3 separate regions of the Homo sapiens genome follow, and regions 2 and 3 are each linked to region 1. A link is a contact called in ENCODE Hi-C or POLR2A ChIA-PET data. All regions are on one chromosome and are shown on one strand. Each heading gives the region's core, a stretch centred on a gene start or an enhancer-like site at or near the end of the contact. The rest is flanking DNA. Distances are from core to core; before and after follow the strand shown. Region 1 has its middle 61 kb from the start of LETR1. Region 2 has its middle 38 kb from the start of LINC00924. Region 3 holds the start of LINC00924 (long intergenic non-protein coding RNA 924).

Region 1 (3,840 bases), core at 29-2,528:
GCCCTGTGTGGATCTGTTAATTCCAAATAGAAGTTGTGAGACCTCCAGGGCTCTCCACTTCCTCTCTCTGTCCTCCTTCCTCCCACATTTATTGAGCAATAGGGGATGGGAGACAAAAACTAACAGGATTCTGGTTAGGAAGATCACAGCCTCCTGGAGGTGGATGTGGAAACACAGAGGAGTAAATCAATAACCACAGCGTGGTGAAAGCTACGTAAAGGGACCCAGGGAGCAATGAGAGGACAGCTCCTCTCTCTGTCGCATAGACTGAAAGGGCTTATTGCAGTGAAAAGCTAGTTATAGAACTAAGTTAGTGATAGAAACTAAAGCTAGTTATAGAAACTAAGGGATATGGATCCTGTATCAGGTTGAGAAAAGGGGAAGGGAATTTAAAGCAGCTGGAAGTGTAACAGTGGAAAGACTTACAGTTGTGAGAGGAGAAAATCGACACAAGGCAAGTTAGGTAGCTCTGAGTGGCCAAGACACAGAGTGCCTTCAAGGAAGGGGTAGAGTAGTCAGGAGCCTTGAGGTCTATGCTTAGGCACTTGGTCTTAATCCTGCAACCCAAGGGTTACCACAAGGTGTGCATGAAGACAAACATCAGGCAGCAGGCAAGAGGAAGATATGGGGTGGTGAGAGGCAGGAGGCAACATCCATGAACCAGAGTCCAAACTCAAGATGCTAATCCCTGAGCTGTAAAGATGATTCCAGAATCTGTGATGTGAACTCCCAGGGATGGTGGGCTGTGGCCCATAGTAGCTCATTCTCACTAGAGGCCAATGATGGTTGGGACATACTGTCAGATCTTATAGCTATTTAAGGATGAGGGAGAAAATAACGAGGATGGTTGTTTTATTAGTCAACGCTAAGTCTTGGATTAAAACATACTTCGGACTCCTATTTTTACCGACTATGTTGCACACCCTGTTTTGGCACTTTGTGCTTTTTAAGATCCAAGATAAATAGACAAAACTCTCTTCAAACCTTTATCCCCAGATGAGACCTGCTAACAGAGTCCTAGATGGTAGAGGATGATAAATTTGCATTTTTCTAGTAGTCATGTTAACATTCTTCAAATATAAATATCACCACTTTTATAAGCTAAAATAAGCATTTATAGTTTCCTGAAGATTTTTGAATGTGCATCAGCAATTACATTTGAATTATAAAGTCAGCTGAGATGTGAGGCCAGACTGAATTCCAGAGCAGATCCAAGACAGCACATTCGAGTCAAGAGGCTGCAGCTGGCCAAGCCAGGAAGGAAAGGTTCTTTAAAAGGACAAATTGAGCAAGCTGTTGACAACGACCTTACGATTCAGTATTGTTCTGAGATTAGTTTAAAGAGAAAAAGAAAAGATTCCTCAAACCCCAAATCATTTATTAGTTTAGGATACGACTGATCCAGTTCCCAGCCCAGAAACAGAAGTTCAAATTCTGACGCCCTGGGACGTCTGCATGCAAGCAGAATTCAGTTCCAAGACCAGTGGATCCAAGGAAGGAGCGAGATGGATTCCATTTTTACTACAAATTTCAAGGGGGATTACTTCAAAAAGGAAAGAAAAAACATGCTGAGGCAAGAAAACTGAAATCAATACACCCAGGGTGACGGATTCAATTGAAATAAGAAGAAAGTTTATTGGTGTATCAACAACAAATTCCCTTGCTTTAAGATGATATTTTGAGGGAACATAAATCTTATGGACTACTGACGTATCCATAGAGCTACACTTGGGTTGCTTTATCCGGGAGAAATGATAGATTTGTCTCACCATGAGTGCTCACCTGGCTCCTCAAATGCCAATCACAGGCAAGACAGAGGCCAAGGAGAGCTTGTTAGTTTCTTAAACCTGTTCAGTTTCTACACAAGGGAAGAAAATAAAATAGTTGTGATGGAGATATATTTGGGGTTTTGTCATTATTATATAAACGAACTAAAAGTCTTCATGTTAATTTTTATTAATTCCCAAATCAACAGCAGAATATTTGGTATTTTGTTTTTAAACTTTGATTTGGAATTCTAAGCAACTGTAACAGTGACTCATCAATAAAAGCAAATATTGATTTGATCAACAAATGTTCTCAACTCTCCACTCAAAAACGATGTTAGTTTGTTTTAATAGGTAAAAACTATTTGCTTTTATGAAGAAATTACAGGTAGTAGATGACCTCACCTTTCAGCCACCCCACAGAAACAGCACATATGGGCCACAAAGTGATTTCAGTTCTTGTGACAGGAAGTCAGAGCTGACGTTAATGCATTTTTGTGCTGTGCCTTCACTAAGTTCCAAGCTAGTGGTCCTACCTTGTAGAGGCTGTCAAGCTCTGTTCAGAAATCAAGGCTTGCCTGTTACAGCAGTTTTATTTTATTTTTACAGCCTTTATTTTCAATGAAAGAGTTTTTTAAAGCACAGGATTAATTTAGAGGACGTGAAAACAGACATAGCTACCAGTCTTTCGTAAGCAGGCATACCCCTGCACAAGGCTTCCTGATAAGTACTTTGATTCCCACAAGATGGCCTTGCTCTTGTTAGAATTAAATTTGGAGGTAACTGGGGCAACATTTGGTGAAAGTCCTGTAAAATAGGTCACCTACCACACAGTGAAAGAGGAGAAGTGACTCAAAGGGTAGCTGGGAGCAAAGGCGTATCACCATTCCGAGAGAATAGGATTTAGTGATTGTTACACAAGGAAACTGTGTCCAAAGACCCTTTCAAAGGGCTTAAGAAAGAAGTCTTTGTTGGTGGGAGTGATTGAATCTACCTCTGCTACCTTCTTTTACACATCACAGTATCCCATGACACACCAAGCACACCGTTTAGGGAGGTGAACGTCATGCGATACAGCTTAATAAACACAAAGACGTAAGGTTGGTGTTCTGTTCCCAACTTCTGCCCTACTTGCTGTACCACACATTAAACATCGGAGCACTCTGTTCTGGGCTGGGCTTGGGCCCAGGCACACTTGAATGAATTAGGTACAGTATTAGGACCAGCTTCGAATCAGCTTCTGTTATTTTTGTTAAGCCAACCTCTGTGTTACCCCGTCCTTACTTTTATTACCTGATTTTACTGTTTCTCACAACACATCTGACCTCTGCAAAATGGATCCTTCCACATGCGCTTTAATCCTGTGTTCTGTCTTTTCATGAAATGTCATTTTGAAAATCTCCTTCACATTAGATTGCATACATATCTGTTTATCTGGGGTTATTTTGAAGAGTGTAATTTTTTTGAAACCGAATTTAGAAATATGTACACATTGAATAATAGATATTTCTTCAGATGAATATTATGTAGTTATGTTCCCATTTTCCAAGTTTCTTCTTGGTATTAAGGGCATACTTTAACCCTTTTAGGAGAGAAGTACAATTGTACATTATTCCAGTAATGCTTAATATTTAATATTTATGTAACCTCCTATGCTTTTTAAGTTGCTATTTTGTACAGTTTTGCTTCTTGTAGTCCCTTCACATAGATGCAACATGTAGCCTATTGTTTGGATTAGTTGTTCTTACTTGTCAGAATTATGAGTAGTATAATTGTTTTACTGATGAGACAACTCTGTAATAGAGAGGTGAATAACTTGTCCAAAATTAGGTGGCAAATTGGCTCATAACCAATTGAGATACGTTTAGAAGCTGACTGACTCCAATAAATACTAAAGCATTTGCTATTATGGATAGATCTCAAACTTAGTTCCAACAATACCGATAATAATAAATAATTATAATTATAATTGTTATTATTATATTAAAACCAAAGAGTTGTTATACAAATTTTCACAGAATGACCCTTGGTCACAGAATGTTTCAGCATGGACTAAGCTAAAAAGCAGTGAAGT
Region 2 (3,753 bases), core at 805-3,304, 130 kb before region 1:
TTCTTAATATAAAACCTTTCCTTCTGGTTGCTTTATCTGAGAGATTTTTATCACTGTTTGCCAGGATGAAGGCAGAACGTGATTGTCTGCCAAGACTTTTTCCTCTCCTTTCTCTCCATCTTTCAACAGTTACCAAGCCATGTTCATTTTAATATTGAATTTCCCTCCTTATCTGTCTCCTACCTTGCATCCCTATAGATGCTGTAAAGCAGGTCCACATTTTTGAGACATGTGTGTTGTGTACATTGGAGAAGCGGGGTCTGGACTATTGCAACAAATCTCCCTGTGACTAGCTGCAACCTTCTAGTACACTATTCACTTGACACTCCGAGTATGTCTTTAAAAAACAAACACATTTGTGTCATACCTTCAACAGCTTGTATGTATTGACTATACTTTCAGCATGGTTTTCAAGCCCCTCCTTTAATTATACACTGTTCTCTCCTTTCCAGCTTAAACTCCTACCACTGCCCCATTGTTCAGTCAAACTCAACTACTTGCTATTGTTGATTCATGCTATCTTTCAAATCCCTTTTTTTCCTACCCGCAATGCAGGTTCCAATTAGGGGCTTTTAAATACTGAGTTTAACTAAAAAAGCTTTAAATATGTAAAATAAAAGTAAGTTCAAATAAAGGGAAGACAAATTTATTAAAACTCTCATGAAGAATTAAACAAGCTAACCATATCATGTCAAACGTCTTTCTGCTATCTTATAATCTTTTCATTAATTTTTCCCCATTTTACAAATAGCTTCTGTTGAAAACATATCTTCCTTTCCCTCTCTTCTTAGAGGTATATTCACATTTATTTTTCCATTTGGCAACCTTTCTCCCAATTATATTTTAAAACACCTTGAGTTTGGATATTGCAATAATGAATCCAATTTGGTAAAAAAAAAAATCACTAATAGATTGATTTCTTCAAAATATAACAATGGGGCCAGGCACGGTGGCTCATGCCTGTAATCCCAGCACTTTGGGAGGCCGAGGTGAATGAATCACCCGAGGTCAGGAGTTTGAGACCAGCCTGACCAACATGGTGAAACCCTACCTCTACTAAAAATACAAAAATTATCTGGGCATTGTGGTGGGCGCCTGTAATCACAGCTACTCGGGAGGCTGAGGCAGGAGAATCACTTGAACACGGGAGGCAGAAGTTGCAATGAGCCAATATCCTGCCACTGCACTCCAGCCTGGGTGACAGAGCAAGACTCCATCTCAAAAAATATAAACAAATAAAAATAAAAATAATATAACAATGGATAGTACCATTATGGTGACTTTCATATTTTTCTGTGTGAGTGTATGTATGCATTTACATTTTACAAATTTTCTGTCCTATATATTTATCACATTTTTAATAAGAAAAAATATGTCTAAAATGAAAGAAATTGCCAAGCAGTATACAATTTATAACATGTATTGGAATCTACATGCATGTTCTCTTAGCATAAAACACTTGCAGTTAAGTATTGCTCAATGCAAATGTGAAGACACCTGCCAGTTGAATGGTACCTTAATATAAACCTCCTGGGGATTTGCTGTATTCTTGCCAGATGTAACTTTCAAATTTTCCCTCCAGCCTATATAGCACAATCATTGATGAAACACAGCAGAATCAACCATACGACTTTGGAACTGTCTCAGAATCAGTGTTGATAGAAATATGTTTGACTTAACTCTTTTTAACAAGATTTGAGGAATCTTCCCACATCTCAGTGTGCGTAATTGTAAGGTTTTCATTCTTGGCTGCAAACACACAGGATTTCTCTGTCTTTTCTTTCTTAATCAGTTCCCTGGCTTTGTCTCCACATCTCCCTATTTTTCTCTATGAATACTACTGCTTTGTTTATAGTATAGGTGACAAGACACAAACCAGGGTTTGGAAAGAGTGAGTGTGAAGGGGCTGACTTCAAGTTGCCATTTCAGAAACGTGCTATAACTTCAACATTTGCATCTGGCATTTTGTAGCCTGTAGCCCCCTCATCATATGCTATGTGTGAATTCCAGTCGGATGATTCATTCTGACATGGGAGTTCTTTGCCTCTTTTACTCTACAAAAATGTGAGAGAATGAGAGAGAAGGGTCTCATTCCTTCTAATTTTTCTAAGCAATCTTTATTTTTCCCATAGCTGGGAAAGAGATTTTCCGATGAGAAATGTTGCAGTTATGACTAACAATTCCATGTTTCACAACCGAACTCACTCTTCTTGTTGCTCTTTTTTTTCCGATTTCTCACAATTCAAAGTAAAGTGTGAGATTACTAGTACAATTAAGACTCTGGAAAAAGGAAAACTGCATATTATGGCCTTGATAACCCTTCATGGAGAACAAGGTGCTCCTCTGCCACAGATGCCAATTTTAGAGTTGGATTCAACAATAATAGTGAATAGAAGAAACGCAGGAAAGCAGATACGTGTTTTAAAATCATCCACAACCAGCAATGTTTATCTAGAAACATTAGGCTCTGGCAAGATGTCTTTCATCTCCCCCTTGCATGTATTCCAGTTTGGGCAGGATAGCCTTATCTATTATCTAAGTACTTTTATAACCTTCTTTTGGAAAGGTCTCCCTGGTCACACGTACCTTAAGCTAGAGAGGAAGGCAGCTGATTGCCTATTTTTTTAACTGAAATAGTTTCTGTAGAACAATGCAAATTATATTTATACCATTGCTTGCAAAGATTAAGATAAATGAAGTTGTCACATCCACTGAGATGAACGTTGAAAGTTTCTCTGTTTAGGGAGCAATGCACATATTTCATCATACAGATAAAGCAATGTACAAGAAGTAAAAGTAAAATTGCTAACACATGATCTATCCAGAATTAATTATTTTGAGTTAACATACCAGTATTTGCTATGTAACAGTCTGATACTAAGAAAGTACATAAAAGTCATGAAAATTGTGTCATCCTTAACTTGCAGAGATGCCGTAATAGATAAATATCACTAGGAAGCTTCCACACACAACATATTACCTGTTTCTCCTAATATATTTTTTCAAATCCATAACCTATATTTCCCTTCATTTCTATTGTTGTTAGATTAGAACTTTGCTATTTATTAATAGTCCTCTATTTTGTCTTCCTGCCTCCAGACAAACTACTTCAGCTCTTTTACAATCATCTAATTTCCCTTGTACCTGACTTGATTCAACAAATTCGTATTTCTTTAAATGACTGTGATAAAAAACCCATTTAAATAATCTAAATTTAAAAACGGAATTTCTTGAGTTGTGCAAATGGGGAGTGGGAATGGCTAATACAGATATAGTTCTCAAGCTCATTTAACAGGATATAATCATGACTTTATTACTCTGTTTATTGACTTTGATTAATTATGCTTGCTTGCTTTCTCAGAAAGAACATCTTGATGTGTTGACAAGATAGCTTTAAGAAACCTGATGCAAATTCCAGTCTACCAAACAACCATACTAGAAAAAATAAAAGTCTTTTTTAATGCACTTGGGGGAAAAACAAACAAACAAACAAACAAAAATTTGGAAAAGATTCTGTTTAGTCCTAATTGCTTCATGTACCATCCTTGAATAATTAATTGTTATGTCCAAGGACAGGGGACTCTTCAAATGGCTAAATTGGGGTCAAGAACCTAGAACTTGATCAAATGTCCAATACACAATATAAAATGAACTGGCACATAATGAGACACTACAGTATGATTTTCAAAAACCACAAAATGACTGGCAATAAAAACAATCTTGTAGATGTTTTAGGTATTGGCATTATGAAGC
Region 3 (3,762 bases), core at 951-3,450, 170 kb before region 1:
GTATGCTAAGTGGAGATGTTTGAGAAAGAAGGAAAGGCAGTCATTAATGTTATTGGTGCCATTGGTATGTGTATCTTTGAATAACTTCCTTTTCCATTCCTTGATTTTATTTTTACTTGACAACAATGGTTCAGTCTGATTGCATTATTCTTTTATTGTGAGCATCTAAAACTATATTTGGTAGGAAAGGAATGGGATGTAAATATTTTAAAAAGTAATAAGAAGATTAGGAAATATAGCTTATTGTTAACTGGTGTCAAGAGGGTGAGTTTTAATCTATTTAGGCAGTGGCTTGGGCCGAGTTTACAATGTCATATGCCGGCACCTTTCTTTGAGTTTTCCTCTCTCAGATGCTTATTGTCCCATATAACTATAAAAACTGACTTTACTTAAACAAAGATTTAGAGAAAAAAATGAAGGAAGAAGAAAAAGAAGGAAGGAAAGGAAGGATGGATGGAAGGAAGGGGGGAGGGAAGGAGGGAAGGAGGAAGGAAGGAAGGAAGGAAGGAAGGAAGGAAGGAAGGGGGAAAAGTGAAAAGATAGTAATCAAAAGAAGAAATTGAGCAAATCCTTACATGGCAATACCAAATGGAATGAATTGAATGGCAAGCACAGGCATAGGAAGAAGGATAGTCCAAGATTACTCATTGGCCTAATAGGAAGAAATAAGAAGTAAAATCAAGCTGTTTTCTGAAACTTGAGTGTGTAGATATAATCAAATGATGATATCTTTTTATATGTAGTATCTGAACATTGATGATCCTTAAAGAAATAGTTGGAATTAAAATCCTTTTCAAAAAGCTATTAAGAAATACTTTTATTGTCTCAATTATGAAATGCCAGTTCATAAACTTATTTCTGATTATTTTTGAGGAATTAATTGTATTGTAAGAATAGGGAAATTATAACATCTTGGAAATAGTCACTTACTACAGATGCCTGAGTTTGTTGGCCAAATATAAATTCTACATCTGGGTTCAAAACCTCAGTTGCACAAAAATAGCATGATTTGACTTCTAAGTAGTGTATGTGTCAGCTGGATAACTATATAAGTAAGCAAAAGGGACTTGGCCAAATAAAGATGACCCAGAGGAAGGAGGAGTATAATCCTGCCTATCTGTGGGCTCTTCCAGTCTCACTTGTAGAAGAGGGTTCTATTCAGAACTTTGGGGGTCATTGATGAGCTTGGGCACACAGAAGATAACCATTGTAAATTTTTTTCTTGGTTAGAAGACAACTTAAATAAATATAATAATAATCTTCAAAATGTTGGTTGTCTGTTGTATGCCATCCTAAAAAGGATTGTTAACAATTATTTTGAGAAGGGCAACTTTTAGCTGTCTGTTTGGAAGAAGGTTCAAATAACTGGAACTTTCCAAAGATAAAATGGACCATTATAGCAGACAATGCATTCCCTTTAACAGGAAATACTTATCTTAACTGTAGGTAATCACTTAGACCCACAGACAAAGAGATCTGGGTATCAGCTGGGAAGAAAAAAATAACAGCTGGTAATTGCTGAGTACTTACTAAATGCCAGGCACTGCTATCTGTACCATCTCATCTATCCCAATAATCAGTCATCCTTTGAGGTTGATTATATTCTTTGTATCTTATGGATATAAACTATAAAGCCAAGAAAATCGCTAATAAATGACACAGACAGGATTGAACTCCAAACTTTTAATAACCATCCTATACTGCTTCTTAAGGAAGTAACAGTGGAAGACTTCCAAGGTCAGATTAAACTCTAATGATCATTGATTTTGGAAGTCACACTTCAAGGGTTTAGAGTAGTGGTCTGGAATTAGACCAGGGTTCAAATCTGGACTGAGTTTACAATGTCATGTGCCAACACTTTTCTTTTGACTTTTCCTCTCTCAGATGCTAACTACAAAAACTGACTTTATTTAAACCAAGATTTATAGAAAAAAAAATGAAGGAGGAAGAAAGGAAGGGGAAAAAGAAACACAGTAATCAGTAGAAGAAACTGAACAAATCCTTACATGGCAAGAACAAATGGAATGAACTGAATGGCAAGTACAGGCATAGGAAGAAGGATAGTTCAAGATTATTCATGATTATTCATTATTCCTAGTTATTAATGACTAACCTTGAGTGATATACTTGAACTCTCTGAAGTTTATTGTCTTCATCTGTAAACTTGAGGTCACAATGTTTCATTCACAGGACTGTAAGAATTAAATAAGATAATGCATACAGCTTTTAAGCACAATGCCTGGCACTAGTTATAACCTTGACAAATCGTAGCTATTTTTAAGTGTTCCAAGACATAAGATATTATTAGAATGGTATTTTGCACTACATGTTGCAATCCTAAATTTTAGCATTAGAATATTTTTAAAAATTTTATTGGGTTTAGACGAGGTTTAAATCCTCTGTGAGAATAACCATTTGATTTCATCCTTCAACTTTTTCTTCAGAAAAATACCAACTAAAAACAAGTGACAATTTTGGAAAAAAATGATAATATGTATAAAAAATATTTAGTATCAAGAGTGAATGAAGACAACTAACTAAAATAGGCAAAGAACAGGTAGTTCACAGAAAAAGAGACACTAATAGTGAATAGATAGGAAATCATGCTCAAACACGTTTTTATTTCTTTCCCAACCCACTGGAAAAATTATTATCATTATCATCATAATTGTAATATCTAACTCCCTCTTTTATTTCTCCTTGGCCTCATATCTTCCTGCAATTACCACTGGGTTTCTCTTTTCCCATTACAGCAAACTCCTCAAAAGATTTACTCATACTCTTTCACTTCTTAACCTCTCTCTTGCTTTTGAATCAATTCAAATGCAGTATTCTCTCTGCCTTTTTCTCAGGGTAAAAGAAAAAGTATGTTTCTTCCAGAGTTGCTGACTGCCATTTTGAAATCATGGATAGAGCTGATTCTACAGAAATCTGAGCAGAAAGGTAAGAGGAAAACTAAGTGCTTAATAACATCATTGGAGAATTCAGTCTGGCTAACTTTGAAGCCTACCCACTTCTAGACATTTCTGTGATCATTTAACCAGTTTGAATTGGGCTTTGTGTTTCCGAGAACACACATGGATGACTAAGTTACCCCCTCTGACAGGGTCTATGGATGAAAATAAATTCCTGTAGAGGAAGAAAACATCTGGCAGCCCCTAAGGAGAAAATTTCTAGAGACAAATGTATTTTGGCATCCCAGAATACCAGTTAGTATTCAGTCCACATAATTCCTGCAGATTTGTATTTAAAGAGCACAGGATAATTCCCATATGAGCCAAGACAACTCACTGAGAGATTCAACCAAGATCGGAAAAGGTTTGTGAAAAGTTGAGTGATAGGCTTCCAAAACCATCAGGAAATGTTTTGAATTAAAATACATGATTTATTTGCTCTAGAATTCAGACTAAAGCAATTTTAAGTCCAAGTTGTTAATTTATAATTGATTTATCAAAAAGTTCTTGCCTTCTCCTTTTTCTCCTGGTTAATTTAGCCAGTATTTAGCCATGACTTGTGTGAGGTGCTGGAGACACAATTATGAATAATTGTCCTTATGCATTATTGCACAATATAATCGGAAGACAAACACAACAAATATGACTTTTATTTATTTTAAGTGAGGTGAATTAATTTTGGGAGATTGATTTGCAAAACCCTAATTAAAGTTCTTTAACCTTCTTCAGAAGAAGACACTGTAAGCCAAATTAATTAAGACAGTTGGCTTCTTTAAGTTACTTATGAATTATTTTTCTCTTGGCTCTT

What was found. A loop is a pair of places that touch in the nucleus more often than their neighbours do. ChIA-PET counts read pairs that join two places held with the same protein, here RNA polymerase II (POLR2A). Pooled maps may share reads with other maps.
Region 2: a loop to region 1 is called in a map of chondrocyte, with 2.6 times the contacts of the local background. The contact joins two enhancer-like sites. A Hi-C loop is called at or near these places in 3 of 168 maps with a recorded cell type or tissue (IMR-90, aorta and chondrocyte) and 3 of 50 pooled maps. POLR2A ChIA-PET finds 5 or more read pairs at or near these places in 1 of 52 experiments (activated T-cell).
Region 3: a map of ascending aorta shows a loop between it and region 1 (3-fold over the local background). The contact joins the promoter of LINC00924 here to the enhancer-like site in region 1. A Hi-C loop is called at or near these places in 3 of 168 maps with a recorded cell type or tissue (aorta, ascending aorta and esophagus muscularis mucosa) and 4 of 50 pooled maps. POLR2A ChIA-PET finds 5 or more read pairs at or near these places in 1 of 52 experiments (GM12878).

Annotation. Positions count from the first base shown.
Region 1 is chr15:95,263,994-95,267,833 of GRCh38, reverse strand. No RefSeq gene overlaps it. Among named protein-coding and RNA genes, the nearest start is that of LETR1, 61 kb to the left of the region's middle. Within about 2 kb of position 1,278, at least 6 of the 41 ENCODE cell types and tissues checked have a DNase peak (open chromatin) inside an H3K27ac peak, as active enhancers do; they include ascending aorta, where a contact is called at or near this core.
Region 2 is chr15:95,393,137-95,396,889 of GRCh38, reverse strand. No RefSeq gene overlaps it. Among named protein-coding and RNA genes, the nearest start is that of LINC00924, 38 kb to the left of the region's middle. Within about 2 kb of position 2,054, at least 2 of the 41 ENCODE cell types and tissues checked have a DNase peak (open chromatin) inside an H3K27ac peak, as active enhancers do.
Region 3 is chr15:95,431,531-95,435,292 of GRCh38, reverse strand. LINC00924 (long intergenic non-protein coding RNA 924) reads right to left here and starts at 2,200. Exons shown (of 6, transcript NR_027133.1): 1 at 2,114-2,200.